Regions from separate parts of the Mus musculus genome. Here region 2 is linked to region 1. The links are chromatin loops, found by intact Hi-C in ENCODE. Cell type or tissue: gastrocnemius. All regions are shown on one strand. Each heading gives the region's core, and the rest is flanking DNA. Links, peaks and the distances in the headings are about the cores only.

Evidence for each region. A loop is a pair of places that touch in the nucleus more often than their neighbours do. Peaks named below come from ENCODE experiments on the same cell type or tissue, not always from the same donor. Only the 100,000 strongest peaks of a DNase experiment are listed, where the experiment ranks them.
Region 2: it touches region 1 in a loop (10-fold over the local background); 32 of 42 quality-filtered maps call a loop at or near these places.

Annotation. Positions count from the first base shown.
Region 1 is chr11:72,559,998-72,568,326 of GRCm38, forward strand. It overlaps Gm51906 (a long non-coding RNA gene), which reads right to left. Exons shown (of 4, transcript XR_003949712.1): 4 at 3,820-4,428. Among named protein-coding and RNA genes, the nearest start is that of Spns3, 14 kb to the left of the region's middle. In gastrocnemius, for the core only: a CTCF peak has its summit at 4,483 (motif pointing left); a DNase peak (open chromatin) is centred at 4,416; H3K27ac peaks cover 317 bases.
Region 2 is chr11:72,340,254-72,348,582 of GRCm38, forward strand. Tekt1 (tektin 1) reads right to left here. Exons shown (of 8, transcript NM_011569.3): 7 at 5,333-5,529; 8 at 4,464-4,718. The coding sequence ends at 4,511. It overlaps Gm51867 (a long non-coding RNA gene), which reads left to right. Exons shown (of 3, transcript XR_003949578.1): 2 at 1-87; 3 at 4,837-5,337. Among named protein-coding and RNA genes, the nearest start is that of Gm51867, 4.7 kb to the left of the region's middle. In gastrocnemius, for the core only: CTCF peaks have their summits at 2,469 (motif pointing right) and 3,799 (motif pointing right); DNase peaks (open chromatin) are centred at 2,484 and 3,816; H3K27ac peaks cover 857 bases.

The DNA.
Region 1 (8,329 bases), core at 25-8,024:
AAGAAAGAAAGAAAGAAAGAGAGAGAGAGAGAGAGAGAGAGGCAGAGGCAGAAGAGAGGGAGGGAGGGAGGGAGGGAGGGAGGGAGGGGCTGGAAAGATGGCTCAGTAGGTTAAGAGCACAAACTGCTCTTCTAGAAGTCCTGAGTCCAATTTCCAGCAACCACATGGTAGCTCATGACCATCAGTAATAGGTTATGAGATAAGATCCGATACCCTCTTCTGGTATGTCTGAAGACAGCTACAGTGTACTCGTACACAATAAACAAACAAACAAACAATGTTTTAAAAGGAGAAAGAAAGAGAGAGAGAAAGAAAGAACATGCAGACACATGCTATAGATGAGTTTAAAACTTGTGAATTCTCAGCCGACAGTGGTGGCACACACCTTTTTCCCAGAACTTGGAGGCAGAGTAGGCAAATATCTGAGTTTGAGGTCAGAGTGAGTTCCAGAACAGCCAAGGATACACAGAGAAACTCTGTCTCAGAGAAAATAAAAAAAGATGTGAGTTATCTTTATTGATACAATCAGCTTCAGACACATCTCATAAAATGAACCTTAAAATCATTGTTAAGTAAAAAAACGCTCATCACAGGAGGACAGCCCTTGCGAGGTCACCTGAATTTTCTGGGCAAATTCAGAGACTGAAAGTAAAACAAAGATAATCAGGTTGAAGGGTGATATATATACACACTGTGTGTGTGTGTGATGTCACATATCTTTAATTCCAGCACTTAGGCAAATCTCTGTGAATTTGAGGCCAGTCTGGTCTACAGAGTGAGTTTCAGGACAGCCAGGGCTACACAGAGAAACCCTGTCTCCAAAACCAACCAACACCATGAGTGCTTGTTGGCAACTCGAGCTTGACTCCTGTGACCCGTGTGGCGGAAGGAGGGAACTGATACCCACCAGTTCTTCTCTTACTACACATGGACTGTGGCACCTGTGTCTCACACACACACACAGTAAATGTAAATAAAGAAAAACAAGACAAAAGAGACAGAGAGAGCCAGCAAGATGTCTCCTCATAGGGAAAAGCATTTGCCCAAAGCATGAGTTCAACAACCTGATTGGATCCCTGAATCCCACAGTGGAAGAGAACCAACTCCCAAATATGTTCTCTGGCCTCCACAAGTTCACTGTGGCATATGTGCACACACACTCACACAGAGGCACACACACACACATTATTAACATACATACATACAATAATAATACCAAATTCAATGTTTTACAAATTTAGACAGGGTCTCACTGTGTTAGCTTGACTGACCTGGAACTCACTATGTAGACCAGACAGGCCTTGAACTCACAAAGACCCTCAGGCCTCTGCCTCCTGAGTGCTGGGATAAAAGGCGTGCACTACAACACCTGACTTTTTTTTTTTTTTAATGAAAAAAAGGAAAGAAAGAAATTTCCAGCCTCACAGGATAAAAAGTGATAGAAAGTCACCAGGCAAATACTTTTTAGAAATCCCCAAGGGTCTTCTTTTGAAGATAAGGAAGCTCGAGGTCCAAATAACAGCAGATGGGTCAGCAGCTAGACAAGGATGTGAATTCTGTTTCATGACAAGTGGAGAAGTCGGCTTCTTCGTGGTTCATTAGCTTAGGGGCGACACAAAGTCATCATGGTCCATGGTCCTGTTTTTCTCTCTGAAGTCTTAGAGAGAGAGAGAGAGAGAGAGAGAGAGAGAGAGAGAGAGAGAGAGGAGGAAGGGGAGGAAGGGGAGGAGGAGGATCACCATCATCATCATCATCTCCCTATATAGCCTTGACTGGCTTGGAACTTGCTATGCAGACCAGGCTAGCTTCTAACTCATAGAAATCTGTCTGCCTCTGCCTCTGCCCTCTGCCCTCTGCCCTCTGCCCTCTGCCCTCTGCCCTCTGCCCTCTGGCTTCTCTCTCTGGCCTCTCTGGCCTCTCTGGCCTCTCTGGCCTCTCTGGCCTCTCTGGCCTCTCTCTCTGGCCTCTCTGGCCTCTCTGGCCTCTCTGGCCTCTCTGGCCTCTCTGGCCTCTCTGGCCTCTCTGGCCTCTCTGGCCTCTGCCTCTGCCTCTGCCTCTGCCTCTGCCTCTGCCTCTGCCTCTGCCTCTGCCTCTGCCTCTGCCCCTGCCTTCCAAGTGCTGAGACTAAAGACATATGTCACCATGCCAGGCTTCTCTTGGAAGTCTTACAGGCAAGCCTCTGGTGACATATCTATGGTGCTTTAGCAAATCCCCCCAAAGCTTACAGTTTTAGATTCCAGCAGTCATGTATTCTGTCCCATGGTTCAGCTGGTAGGGAGTCAGGAGTAGGCAAGATGGTGGCTGGGGGTTGGGGGTATCACTGCAGTGAGGGCTCCCGGCAGCAGAAAACTCAAAGGCCCCATGAGGCTAGAAGTTGCTCACTCATGTAACTGAAAAGTGGGTGCTGCTGCTTCCCTCCCCACAGGGACCCTGTACAGGGCCCTGCTTGAATGTCCTCCCCGTGTGGAGGCTAGCTTCCTCAGAGGCAACCAACAAAGGCTAAAACAACTAGGATTCCAGCAACACTCCATCAGTCACAAAGTCTGTCCTTGACCCACGGTGGTGGCCAGGACCCAGTGACAAGAACAGCAGGGTTTGAAGCTTGTTGGAGCTGGCTACACACTCACATTCTAAGGTTTTTCATCAAACATGCAAGAGGAGAGCAGAGTAATTCCGATACGTGTGTGTGTGTGTGTGTGTGTGTGTGTGTGTATTCATCAGGGAAAAAAAATGCCCAAGATCTTTACTAGAAACCCTCCAAGTGGCTCTCTCCTAGACCCTATGAAGCAAGATAAAAGCACAAGCCAATGCTCTGGCAGCAAGAGAAGCTTGAAAGATGGACACCACAGGAGTCTACCTCTGTCCATGAAGAAGAAAATGGTTATTGGATAAACCAGATGTGGTGACACATGTCTATGATCTCAGTACTGGAAAGTTGGAGGTTGGAAGATCATATCAGAAATTCAAGGTCATTCTCAAACACATAGCAAGTTCAAGGCTGAACTACCAGAGACCCTGTCTCAAAAAAAAGGGAAGCTGAGGGACTGGAGAGAAGCTCAACTCAACAGTTACAAGTAGCCACTGCCTATTCACAGAACAGGAGTTATATCCCCAGCACCTCCATCAGGAGACTCACCACACCAGGGATCTGACACCCACTTTTGGTCTCTAGGGCACTGAACTCACACAAGCCAATTATACAGCCACACACACGTAGGGAGCTGGGGAGGTGGTTCAGTGGTTGAAAGCACTGGTTGCTCTTCCAGAGGACCCAAGTTCTGCTCTCTGCTTGCACACAGCACCTTCCAACCATATGAAACTCCAGTTCTGGGAGGACTTATGACTTCTTCTGTCCTCTTCAGGTACTGCACATATGGCGGGCAGCCATATATGCATGCAAAATACAACACACATAAAATAAAAATATATAAATTTTAAACAAAAATAGGACAGTAAGATGGCTCAGTCAGCAATGGCACTTCCTGTGCAAGCCTCGCAAGTCTGAGCTCAGTGTCTAGAACCCATGTAAATGTAGGAGAAGCGAGCTAACTCACAAACATATCCTACCGGCCTTCAGATGCACACCTTGCCATTCTTGTATGCACATATCATGTGTACGTATACAACAATTGAAAATAACTTTTAATTAATAACAAAAAATAAAAATAAAATCTCCCCAGGTGGTATTGATGCAAGCCTTTATTTTATCCCAGCACTTAGAAGGCAGAGGCCAGCCTGGTCTACAGAGTGAGTTCCAGGACAATCAGGGCTACACAGAACCACCCTATCTTGGAAAAAAAAACAATAAAGTAAAATCTCTAGGCAGATTCATATATACATATATAAGCCAGATGTGGTGACACTTGTCTATAACCCTATCACTTAGCAAGATCAGGAGTTCAAGGCTAAACTCAGCTACATTGCGAGTTCAAGAGTATCCTGGGCTTCTAGAGAAAAGAGGAGGGCAGAGAACGGGAATGAATATATGTCTGTTAGGTGAGGAAACATCTTCCTCGGCTGGAGCCTACAGGAGCCTGAGAAAGTCAGTTGCCTACAAGGAATGAACAGCCATATTCCCTGGAAAAGGAGGTGTGCTCTTAACCTCCTAATGCCTTTAACCCAAGCATTTGGAAGGCAGAGGCCAGCCTGGTCTACATAGCAAGTTCTAGGCTAGCCAAACCCATGTAGTGAGACCCTGTCTCAGAAAACAAAACAAAAACAAAAGAACCAAACGTTATGGTGTGGATTCCCAAGGAAGAAATCTGAGGTGGCAGAAACCAGTTGTGGTTTTCAGCAGGGGTCCTGATGGCATAAAGGGTACAGCAGAAGCAGCTGTTGAAAGCTGAGGGTCACAGGATTTCATGCCCGGGGTCCTCCTAGCTGACTGAGCACAGCAGAATTGCAGACAGTATCTTTCATCAGGGAGTCCTGTAGACAGATTAATTCCAGGTTTCAGTAGAGAGCGACATCCTGTGGCCATTAAAAGCAATGTCAGCCAGGACGTGGTAAAATGTGAGAAAGTTTCTTAGTAAATTTAGAGTGGTCTTAAGATGCTGTACCTCGGGGGCTGGTGAGATGGCTCAGTGGTTAAGAGCACCGACTGCTCTTCCAAAGGTCCAGCAACCACATGGTGGCTCACAACCATCCATAACAAAAATCTGAAAACTTCTGGAGTATCTGAAGATAGCTACAGCGTATACACATATAATTAATTAATTGATTAATTAATTAATTAATTAATTTAAAAAAAGCAAAAACAAAAAAAGTCTACATTCTTTCCTGCTGGCTGGAGAGAGGTCAGTTAAGAGCACCTGCTGCTCTTGCACAGGACTTTCACAGTTTCCGGCACCCCCATGATGGTTCACAACCACCCATAACTCCAGTTCTCCCACATCCGATGCCCTCTTTTGACCTCCACAGGCAATAAGTATACATATGGTGAACATGTACACATGCAGATAAAACACTTACACAAAAAATAAATTTTAAGCTGGGCGGTGGTGGTGCACGCCTTTAATCCCAGCACTTGGGAAGGCAGGCAGATTTCTGAGTTCGAGGACAGCCTGGTCTACAGAGTGAGTTCCAGGACAGCCAGGGCTATACAGAAACCCTGTCTCGAAAACAAAAACAAACAAACAAACAAATAAATAAAATTTTAAAAAGAAAAGAAATTTTAAAGTCTAAAATAAAAAGAAAGATATATGGTTAATGGTGTCAGTAAGGCTACTACATAGAGAGACCCTGTCTCAAAAATAGATAAGCTGGGTGTAGTGTGCAGACCTTTAATCCCAGAATTTCACAGGCTGAAGCTAGCAAATGTCTGGAAGTTTGAGGCTAGCCTGGTCTACATAGAAAGCTAATGACATCCTGTCTCCTTTTTCTTTTTCTTTTTCTTTTCTTTTTTTTTTTTTTTTTTTTTTTTTTTTTTGAGATAGGGTTTCTCTGTATAACCCTGGCTGTCCTGGAACTCACTTTGTAGACCAGGCTGGCCTCAGTTGTATCAGCAATTTACTCCATAAATGCCTGCTGCTCCCAGCCTTGGTCTGTGGGCAGTGGCTAATTCAGAGACTCATAACTGGTCCAAGCGCTGAGAGGAGACTGCAAGGCACTCAGCCCTAAGTGGGTTGAATCGACCCCTACTCCGTTTCCAGGGCTCCGGGAAAACTTCAGAAGAGAGGCTGTGAAGAGTGTAGGAGCAGAAGGATGGGAGCGAGGCTGTGAAACGCTGTCCCTTTGACACCACACAGGTGTTAGATTCACAGATTCACAGATACAAGGTTTAACCCATCAAATTCTAACACAGATGAGGGAGGGGCTCACAAGACCCCACCCCTGGTTGAAGACCTGTTGTCAGTTGATGGCTACTAAAAAAAGAGTCATTTTTCTTTGGGAGTATTACCGCTGATAGATTACTAATGTTCCAGTGAATATCCCAAAACCAAGAACACACAGGCCTCAGAGAGTTACTAAAGAGAAGAAAACATGGAGCTGGGAAGCGGTTCAGGAGAATTGGAGGCAGGGGGCAAGGGGTGAATATGATCAACAAAAGTATGTAACTTTGGCCTAGAGAGATGGCTCAGCGGTTACGAGCGCTGACTGCTGAGGTCCTGAGTTCAAATCCCAGCAACCACATGATGGCTCACAACCATCTGTAATGGGATCTGATGCCCTCTTCTGGTGTGTCTGAAGAGAGTGACAGTGAACTCACGTACATAAAATTAACGAATAAATCTTAAAAGAGAGATACATCTCCTCTTTTTAAAAAAGTGACTTTTTCAAAGAAATTTTAAAATTATATTAATTAAAATAAAACCATCTCTAATTTCTATGATGGTCACAGCAACAGACCCGGCCATATGGTTTTCCTCCCTGGCTTCCTTGCCATGGTCTCTGTAGGCTTCCTAGTCATCCCTAATTTTCCTAGGACTTGGATAGTAGTTTACTCTCTTTCTATCTTCCCTGGTGACCCATTCAGGTGATATCACCAGCCACAGAGATGGCCCTTTCACCATCTGGACCTCTGGACCCTCTTGTAAACAATCACGTTACCCTAGCAATCCCATGAGGATTACCCACATCAGCACCACCTTTAGACTCATGACTTAAAGCACATACTCCCCCGCCCCCACCCCTCACCCCCAGATCAAAACGCCCCATCGCCCCATCGTTCTCCTCCCTACACCGTGGCACTCTCCTTAGTCCTACTACAGTCCATGGGAACCTCGAAGCTCCTGAGCGCATGCCATGGTCCCTAGCCATCAGGACCTGTTTTCTCACTCCCTCTTTTGCCGATTCATGATAGGTCTCTATCATCACCCATAGCTCTTCTCCCAGGTTTCTCCTCCCTTGGCTGATCTGCCAAAGCCCCCGCCCCAGCCCTCCATTTCACACCTGCACCCACACAGCTAGATGGAACCAAAGAGGAAGAACAGACCGTGCTTGCAGGGAACTCATTGTAAACTCATCCCACGAAACTCCAGCAGGTGCAAGGCAGTGCCCAGAAAACTCCCTCCCTCCCCGGGAGGCTTGCCTTCCCATCCTCCGCTCCACTGCAGCAAGTTGCCTGTCCTCAAAGCCCCTCCACTGCCGCTCTGCACTCTCTGGGGAAGGAAAGAGGAAACACACAGACAGACAGACGCCTTCACCTTCCACCAACTCATCTTAGGCCCCTCCTGTGTCCACCTCAACTCCCCACTCTTCTCTCCTCAGCTACTCCTTCCCACACGCCTACTCCATTGTTCCACTCTGTTGGTCTCCCTCTTCCCACGCGTCATTCATCAAGCTCAGTGGAACACCATCAACCTTACCTCCCTAATCACCAGGCCTCTGCAGTCTCTCCTCTGCATCACCTTAAAATACCCTTCTGTGGGGCCAGAGACAGCTCAGTTGGTAGAACGTTTGCCTGGAGTACACTAAGCCCTGGGTTCAATGGAGAGTCCCACAGACAAATATTAGGCAGAGCTAGCTAGCTCGAAGAGTTCTGCACGCCGGGGGGGGGGGGGGTGCGGGGGAGGGGGTCAAGGACATCACGAGAACTTTGCCAACAGACTGGGACTCAAGTGGGCTCACAGAGATCAGGAAGTCTGCATGGGTCTGACCTAGGTCCTCTGCATATATGTTATGATTTTGTAGCTCAGTGCTCTTGTGGGGTTTCTAACCGTGGGAGTGGAGGCTGGTTTTGACTCTTTTGCCTGCCTCTGGGACCGTTTTCTTCCTATTGGGTTGCTTCTTCCAGACTTGCTGTGAGAATATGTGCCTGGTCTTATTGTAATCTGTTTGGTTGATGCCCCTGGGAGGCCTGCTCTTTTCTGAGGGGAGGTGGAGGTGGGGTGGATGTGAGGGAAATGCGGTTGGGGGGAGGAAAGGGAGAGGAAACTGCAGCTAGGATATAATATATGAGAGATAAACAAACAAACAAACACTTGATGCTCTTCCAAAGGACCCAGGTCCAGCACCCACATTGTGGCTCACAATTGACTCTTTCTAGTTCAAAGCATCCACTGGCCTCCATGGGCACTGCATGCATATAGTACAAAAGGCCCATAGAATAAAATTTAAAACTAAATGCCATTCTTGACTACATAGAAAGTTCAAAAACAGCCTGGGCTATATGAGACCTTGTCTCAAAAACCAAAAATTAGAGCTAGAGAGATGAGTCAGAGGGCTGAAGAAATAGCTTAGTAGTTGCTGGCTGTTCTTCTAGAGGTCCTGAGTTCAATTCCCAGTAACCTATGGTGGCTCACAGCTATCTGTAATGAGATCTGTTATCCTCTTCTGGCATTCAGGATGTACATGCAGATAGAGCACTCATACATAAATATAATATAAT
Region 2 (8,329 bases), core at 40-8,039, 220 kb before region 1:
GGGGAAACGCTCGACAGACTATCCCGGTGAGACTGAGATCCGTGTTCCTGTGGTTTGTGGAGTGACGCCTGGACCCCAACATGAAAGGTGAGTGTTAATTTCAAATAGATCTTTCTGGACGAGATCTGATTGCAACATGTGTCACTCCACTGATTGCCAGGGTTGATTAAGCTGATCTATCTGGCTAGGCAGGTGTCCCCCTCCTCCCTCACAACTCCATGTTCTTCACAACCTTCCCTGAATGCAGGAGGGCCAGCCTTCAGTTAAGGGTAGCTATGTTCACCTGCTAGAACCTCCAAACACGCTATCAAACAGGTCTTTTGGATGGGAGTCCTCAGCTTGAGGGTCTTCTGTGGATGCTGAAGTGACGGGCGTGAGCCGACACACAGCTCATAAGACCGCTGCTTTTTACACTGTTTTAGTTGGCTTTAAGTTTTATGACCTTGTTTTCAGCATATTCACCTTCATCATCGCTTCCTACCACACAGACAGTTCTAATTGCCCATTTGCAGTAGTAGTGCAAAGTAAATGTGCTGCCTGTAAAATGAACCTGTTTGAAAATGCTTTATGGCTGGATTAGAAGTCAAGACCTTGGCACCGAGTGGCTGTCGGTCTGAAAGGGTTAGCCATTTTGGTGAGTTCCAGGACATCCAGGGCTACACACTGTCTCCAAAAAACAACAACAAACAGAAAAAAATAAGAGTAGACAATTATTTCTCACACTTTGGGAAAATTTGAATGCTAGGTTAAGGAGCTGGTAGAGTGAGGATGACAAAAGCCAGTTTTGGATTCATAGATGATGTCCAAACTGGACAGCAAGAAGCAGCAAGCTCTCGGGACATATTTTTTTTTAAGATTTATTTATTTATTATATGTAAGTACACTGTAGCTGACTTCAGACGTACCAGAAGAGGGCGTCAGATCTCATTATGGGTGGTTGTGAGCTACCATGTGGTTGCTGGGATTTGAACTCAGAACTTTCCCAAGAGCAGTCAGTGCTCTTACCCACTGAGCCATCTCACCAGCCCCATCAGGACACTTTTAAAGTCACTGATCCCATGCAGGAAATCCCTGGCCCTCCACCCCTCTGTTTAGCTCAACCTGTCACCTCTCATAGTGGAACCCGGTTCCACTCCTTGCTGAGCTAACCGAACCATGAAAAGGTGAAACTTTAATACTTTCTCTCTCTCTCTCTCTCTCTCTCTCTCTCTCTCTTTCGTATTGATTATGGACAAGTTCAACTTTAGTCCTGTTTAACAAAGCTCAAGTTTAAATGACACGTGACTTAAAGGATAGCATCTAAAATTTTTATTGCCTACAAATAATGTTCTTGCTTATTTTCTGTATAGTGCCTCACTATGTAGCCCAGGCTGGCCTTGGACTATGTAGCCCAGGCTGGCCTTGGACTCACTATCCTCACAAGATGAATCCCCACTGCACCTATCAAGAATATGGCTTACGTTATCATGAAAAGACATCTGGTTTGAATGGGTAGAGAGGACTGTAGCTGGTGGACTTGGTAGCTACCAAGATTTTGACAGCCTCGGGCTACTGCAGATGTCCCCTGTAAAATGGACCAGGACAACTTTCTTGGTTGAAACGTCCTCATTCCAGACGAGTGCCAGAAAGTGACAAAGTGAACAAAGACAAGTTTGCCCTCTGGGAATTGTGGTGCTCCTGGATTTCATATTTATATATGGAGAAATGTAAATCATGTTCCCCACAATGCCTGCCCAAATTGCATTGCATGACTTTTTTTTATTGGTCTGGCCTGGGTTTTATGATCCCTCTTTACAGATGGGGAAACTGAGGCTCAGGAAGCTGTGAAACATGTTCTGGATCCTCCACAGGCTGACTGATCACGGATCTGCTCTGCGCTGTATCTAATGCAGAGCCTGGCACTAAACAAATTCAGAGCCTGGGGATGATTTTCCTAGAACGGTGCTGGCCGTTTCCTAGAATGTTGTTGTCGGGCCCCATCCCTGTGTTGAGTCGGCAGAAGCTCTGAGGTCTGCCCTCGGTTGGAAAAGAAGATAGTTTTGCCCTTCCGGACCAGAGCAGCAGAGCGCCCACAAACTTTCCACTGGGCCCTGAGGCAGAGAGTTCACACCTTACTCAGGGTGTGAGAAGGCATTCAGAAGGGTGGTGTTCAGACCCTGAGTGGTTGAGTCACAGAACACCAATCGGCATTGGGTCTTTCCATTTCAGTTCAGTCACTTGCTGATAGCAGAGAATAAATATCCAGCTCCTAACCTCCTGGAAGTGGGATCCGTATCCTGAGATGGTTTCGTGCACCCATGAAGTGCCCCAGATCTAGGAAGTGTCAGACATGGGAGGGCCTCTAGGCTCTCTACTCAATCCTCTCATTCTACTGGTGACCCTAAGAGGGAGAGACACATTTCTGGCAGGGTCAGTTCTAGAATCCAGGTCTCCTGGTTTTCTGGCTGGAGCTGGTGCTCACCACCTACTGTCCACTAGGTGTCAGGATTCCAAAAGTTAACACAGAGCAGAGGCAGCCGTGGCGACTTAGTCCAAGCAGCTGTCGACAGCCAGAGCTCTCTCTGGGAGAGCAATGGCGACCACGTGGAAAATGGCTTAATCATACCTTTCAGGAGGTGTGTAATCGTTGTAGCAATGGTGCAGCAATGTGGAGCATGGTTGCAACACACAATTGGGAGGAAAACAATACTGTAAAAACTGATCCCTGTGCAGTTGGAATTGTGGCAACATGGGGGTTGTGTTCCAAAAGGCTTGTAGTTATTTACTTCCTTCTGAGACAGGCTGAGGGCAGGGCTCTAAACACAGACTATCTCACTCCATCTACAGTAATGCTAGGCTGTGGGGGGGGGGGGGGAGAGCGAACCCATGCAGGTATATAGAGGTCATAGGTCAACATCAGAGTTCTTCCTCTATTGCTGTTCATCTTGTTTTGTTTTGTTTTTAAAGATTTATTTATTTTATGTATGTAAGTACACCACTGTAGCTGTCTTCAGACACACCAGAAGAGGGTATCAGATCCTGTTACAGATGGTTGTGAGCCACCATGTGGTTGCTGGGAATTGAACTCAGGACTTCTGGAAGAGCAGTCAGTGCTCTTAACCGCTGAGCCATCTCTCCAGCCGCCACCTTGTTATTTTTTTAAGATGGGGGTGTCTTGCTGAATCTGGGGCTCACTGGTGTGGCTAGACCGGCTGTCCAGTGACAGAATCCTCCTGCCTCCGTCTTCCAGCACTGGGACCACACACACGGCCATGGATAGATTTTTTTTTCATATGGGTGTTCAGGATCCAAATTCAGGTTCTTATACCCACACTTTACCCACTGAGCTGTCTCCCCATCCTCACCAACACCTAGTCTCTATAAAGAATTGTTTTTTTTATTACATGCACATACACCAGCTGTGTGTTTGGGGTGGGGCGGGGGGGGGGAGTGGCCATGGAGCACGTGTAGAAGTTAGAATACCACTAGTGGGAGTCAGTTCTCCCACCATGTGGGTCCCAGATATCAATCAAACTCAGGTCTTCAATCTTGGCCATAAGTGCCTAAGCCATCTTGCCTATTCCTTGACCCCTTTACTCTTAACCATTGTTAAGAGATTCAAATCCATAGCTTGAATTTGAATCCACAGCTCAAATTAATTTTTTCTTTTTTATTACTGCTAATTTTTTTAGAGTGAAAAATGCAACAAAATAAAAACACGCAGTGACTACTAAATAGTCTAGAATCAAACATGAAACGATGGAGTTTCTCTTCAGGAAGGAAAACTTAAAGGAGTATAAAACTTCCTGCCACCACATGGGGGCGCTGAAAGATGCAGGCTGGGCAGAGACCTGCCTTCCTAGCCCAGGTTGCTGTCTTTTCCAGCTGTCGATCAGAAACTGCAGCAGCTCTTAGTGTAGAATCCTAGAGCAAGCACACGTGGCCGCTGCTTTCAGAACCCTCTCCTGGTCTTTGAGCCAGGGACATTTCCTTTCTGACTTCACAGACACGGACACAAGCAATTCTGCTGCCTCCTCCCTGCCCGCTAGATTCAGCTTTAAACCTCTAAACAAGCGAGAGCCCTATCTTCTCCTAACAGCCTTCTCTTTCATCTGATTCTGACACTTGCATGGACTTGCGATGAACTGCCAGGAGGTGGGAGGGGGCATCTAAGCTTCCTAGGGCAAATGGATTGCATCCTATTCCATGAGAAAGGAAGGGATCCCTTGGATAGAAAACCCAGCCCCAGCTTGAGAGTAGGATGACTCTCTAATGGCTCCATCCCCTGGCCCCAAGACCTCTGCGATCCCTATGTCTGGTGCTGACACCTAGCATTAAATTGTGAGGTATCTTCCTCACCAACAACCATAGTAGAACAGAACCTTGTCCCCAGGTCACAGACCCAAGCCGGCCTGAGGTGTCCTGCCAAGAGGCTGCGGCAGGCTGCCCAAAGTTCCACCCACCTGAAATGAGAGCTCTGTGCTAACTCTTGTCTTACGATGCAGTTTAATAAGGCTCTGAATGGCTCCTATCAGCAGATGGCCTCTGCGCGGATGCCCCCCTCCCAGGCCCCATGGTCGTCGCCGTCTCGAGGTGGGATGGACTTCCTCATCTCCATACACAGCACCTGGTCGATATAGATGGTGTTCTCCTTCACCTGGATTTCCTCCTGCAGGGCCAGCTGCCTGCGGTACAGGGCCTTCAGCTGCGTCTGAGCCTGGGCCAGGGTTTCCTTTAACCTGAGAGAAGAACAGCGTGAGGGATAATCACATGCTCTGGATCCTTTGTTCCAGTGGGAGAGGGAACGTGCTTGGATATGCAGTCAAACTGATATTTTTATTTCCCTTGCTTCTCTAGGCAGTGCTTCCTGGCTGCTGGCTACAGCCAGGCTTATGACACATGTTGGTAGAAGTAGCAGCATACACCTTTAATACCAGTGCTCAAAGGATGGGTCATGACTGAAGAGCCAGCCTGGGCTACATAGAAAGTTCAAGGTCACCCTAACCTATTTAATAAGAACTGGTCTCAGAGCAAGAGTTGGGAGATCTTACTCAGCGACAGAGTTCTTGCATAGCAAACCCAAGGCCCTAGGCTTTATTTTCAGCACTGAAAAGGAAAAGCCAACACTTAAAATGGCAGATATTACCTAACATCTGGATTTGGACATTATGACAAAATGTCTTGACATTGAGCTCTGCTTCATGAACGACAGCTGCTTTGGTTGGAGTTAGCAGGCCTGACAACTAGGAAGGCATCCTTCCAATGCTACAGAGCCAGCAGCACCCTTTGCTGTGCCCCCACACTGCAATTTACAGTGCGGGCTGAAGTCACACCCCAGCACAGGCCGGCCCACCTGGCAACATTGTGGTTGATCTCCTGAATCTCCTTGATCAGCCGATACTGGGCAATATCTCGACACAGCTCCACGTTCGGCCGGTGCGTCCTGGTCTCCAGGCGTGTGTGTGCTACCTTGGCTGGCCCTTCTTGCTGCGTGATGGCATTTTCAAGAGCCATGATGTTTTTTTCCTGGGAAGCAATTTCTTCCATAACCTGATGGAAAGTATTGGAGTAGGTCAGGCTTCACCTCGCTATTCAGAAATCAACGGCACGGACATAGCTATTAAGACCATGAACGTTAAGGCCTAAATTCACATTCCCACATAAGCAGAAGCCCAGACAATCTGATCACTTGCCCCCGAAGCAGAGATGCTCAAGCAACCGTGGAACTGCAGACACAGAGCAGATCCAACTGACTGAGAGTCACCTCATCACGCACACAGATGATGTCACTTCCCTGGAGAACAACGTCAGCAAAGGCTCGGCCACTGCAGTGGTTTGAGTGAGAACTATCTCTCATAGACTCATGTATGTGAACATTTGGTCCCAGATGTTGGTAGTGTTTGGATGGTTATGGATCTTTTAGTAGGTAGAGGCTTGCTGGAGGTGGGCTTTGAAGGGTTATGGTCTTATTCTACTTCCTTCTCTCTCTCTTTCTACTTCCTGTTTATGGATGAATATGTGAACAGCTAGTCTCCTGGCCCTGTCATCCAGTCAAAAATTCCCATACAAGAGGGGCTCTATCCCTCTAAACTTTTCTTCCCTAAGTTGCTTTTGCTGGGGTGTTTTATCACAGCAACAGTAAAATAGCTAATACAGCCGGCTGTGCCCCACACTATTGCTCAAGGCCTCTTGCCTACCTGGTTAAAAGTACCTTCAAATCGGGAGCAGAAAGATGATATTTCATTGTGTACACACACACACACACACACACACACACACACACACACCAGCACCAGGTTCTGTCTCCTGGAAATCTGGGGGAAAAAATGACAGTGTCTCTTGAGCTTTGTTGGTAGTGCATGTGTGTGTATTCGGGTGTGTTCAGGTGCACTTTTGTATGTAAACACGGAAGCCAAAGGCCAGTCCTGGGTATTGTTCTTCAGGTGCTGGCCATCCCTTGTACTTTTAGCAGAGTCTCTCATTGGAAACTTGTTCCCCAAGAGGCAGGTCCTTCAGCAGCTGTTTCTTAGGAACCTCACAGAACGGATGGATGGAAATAAGTTGACCTTTGCCCTCTGCCTTCGTCACAGGTGGACACAGCAGCAAGGTGCTGTCTTGAAACAGAGAGAACTGACTCTGCAGGCATGCTATCTGCCTCTGCTTGACTTGGAACCCTGGAGCTGGAGTCACAGGGTTTTGAGGCATCTGATGTGGGTGCTGGGAACCAATTGCAGTCCTCTGAAGCATCCATCAGTCAGGGCTCTTATAACCTCTAAGCCAATTCTCTGGCCATAAATGTAAGGAATGTTAAGAAGCAGCTTAAGAAACTCTAGTGCAGGGCTGGAGAGATGGCTCACTGGTTGTGGGCACCGGCTGCTCTTCCTGAGTTCAGGTCCCAGCAACCACATGGTGGTTCACAACCATCCATGGTGGGATCTGAAGCCCTCTTCTGGTGTGTCTGGGGACAGCTACAGTGTGCTTAGATATAATAAATAAATCTTTAAGAAAAAAAAAGTCTAATGCAAGTCTAGTAGAAGTTGTCTAGGTTCTAATCTGAATAAACCAGCTTTAAGAATACAGATGAGCAGAAATCAAAACAGTAGGTAGCCATGCTAGGAATGAGCCACACTACCGTGAGAGGGCTAAATGAAAAACAGAATCCTTATGGTTTAGAAACACACTCAAATATTTGACACTGAAATAAAATAATATCTGAGATTTGCTTTAAAATCATTAGGCTGCAGCTGGGTGGTGGTGGTGGCACACACCTTTAATCCCAACATAGGATTTCTCTGTGTAGCGCTGGCTGTCCTAGAACTCACTTTGTAGACCAGGCTAGCCTCAAACTCACAGAGCTCCACCAGCCCTCGCCTCTCAAGTGCTGGGATTAAAGATGTGGTCCACCACAGCCTCCTGCGATTTTTGGTTTTATTTTTGAGACGTGGTCTCACTGTGCTGAGTTAGACGTGGCTACCTCTTAGACACATCAGTGGTTCTCAACCTTCCTATAGCTGCGACCCTTAAATACGGGTCCTGTCGTGGTGACCCCCTCCAACCATACAATTATATTCATTGCTACTCCATAACTGTAATGTTGCTACTGTTATGGATTGTAATGTAAATATTTTTTGGAGCTAGAGGCTTGCCAAAATGGGTCATGACCCACAGGTTGGGAACCACTGTTCTACATGAAATGACTGTTTTCAAAATTGAGAAATAGGCTGAGGCTCATTGGCAAAGTGCTTGCTGGCAAGCACGAGGACCTGAAGTCAGATCCAAAGCACCCCCATAAAAGCTGAAAGCAGTGGTGGACTTCTATAACCCCAAGAATGGGGAAAGGTCACAGAGCTTGCGGGTTCCCTGGAGCTCACTGGCCGGCCAGCCAGTCTGACCAAACTGGCAAGCTCCAGATTCAGTGAGAGACCCTGCCTCAAAAACAGAACAAAAAGCGCAATAGAGGAAGGTATCTCTCATTATCTTCTGGATACACGCGCACACACACTGCTAAGGTGTTGTGGTACAAATACATGTTGAGCAAAAATGGGCTGGGCTGAACAAAGCCTGTGAAAATGCAAATTATTTAAAGCCCATAGTTAGACACTGCACTATTCATTAACAAGTACTTCGTAGAGGGGAGATGCTAGCTCCATTGTTGTGCCTACATACAAGTACAAGGAACTGAGTTCAAATCCCCACCACCCACCTGTGTAAAAGCCAGGTGTGACAGAGCAAGCACATCAGTAACCCCAGCCCCGGGGTTAGGGGGTCACAGACAAGAGGACCCCTGCCCAGAGCTTGCTACTCACTGGGTTCAGGGAGAGACTTTTGTCTCAGAAAGTAAGGTGGGAAG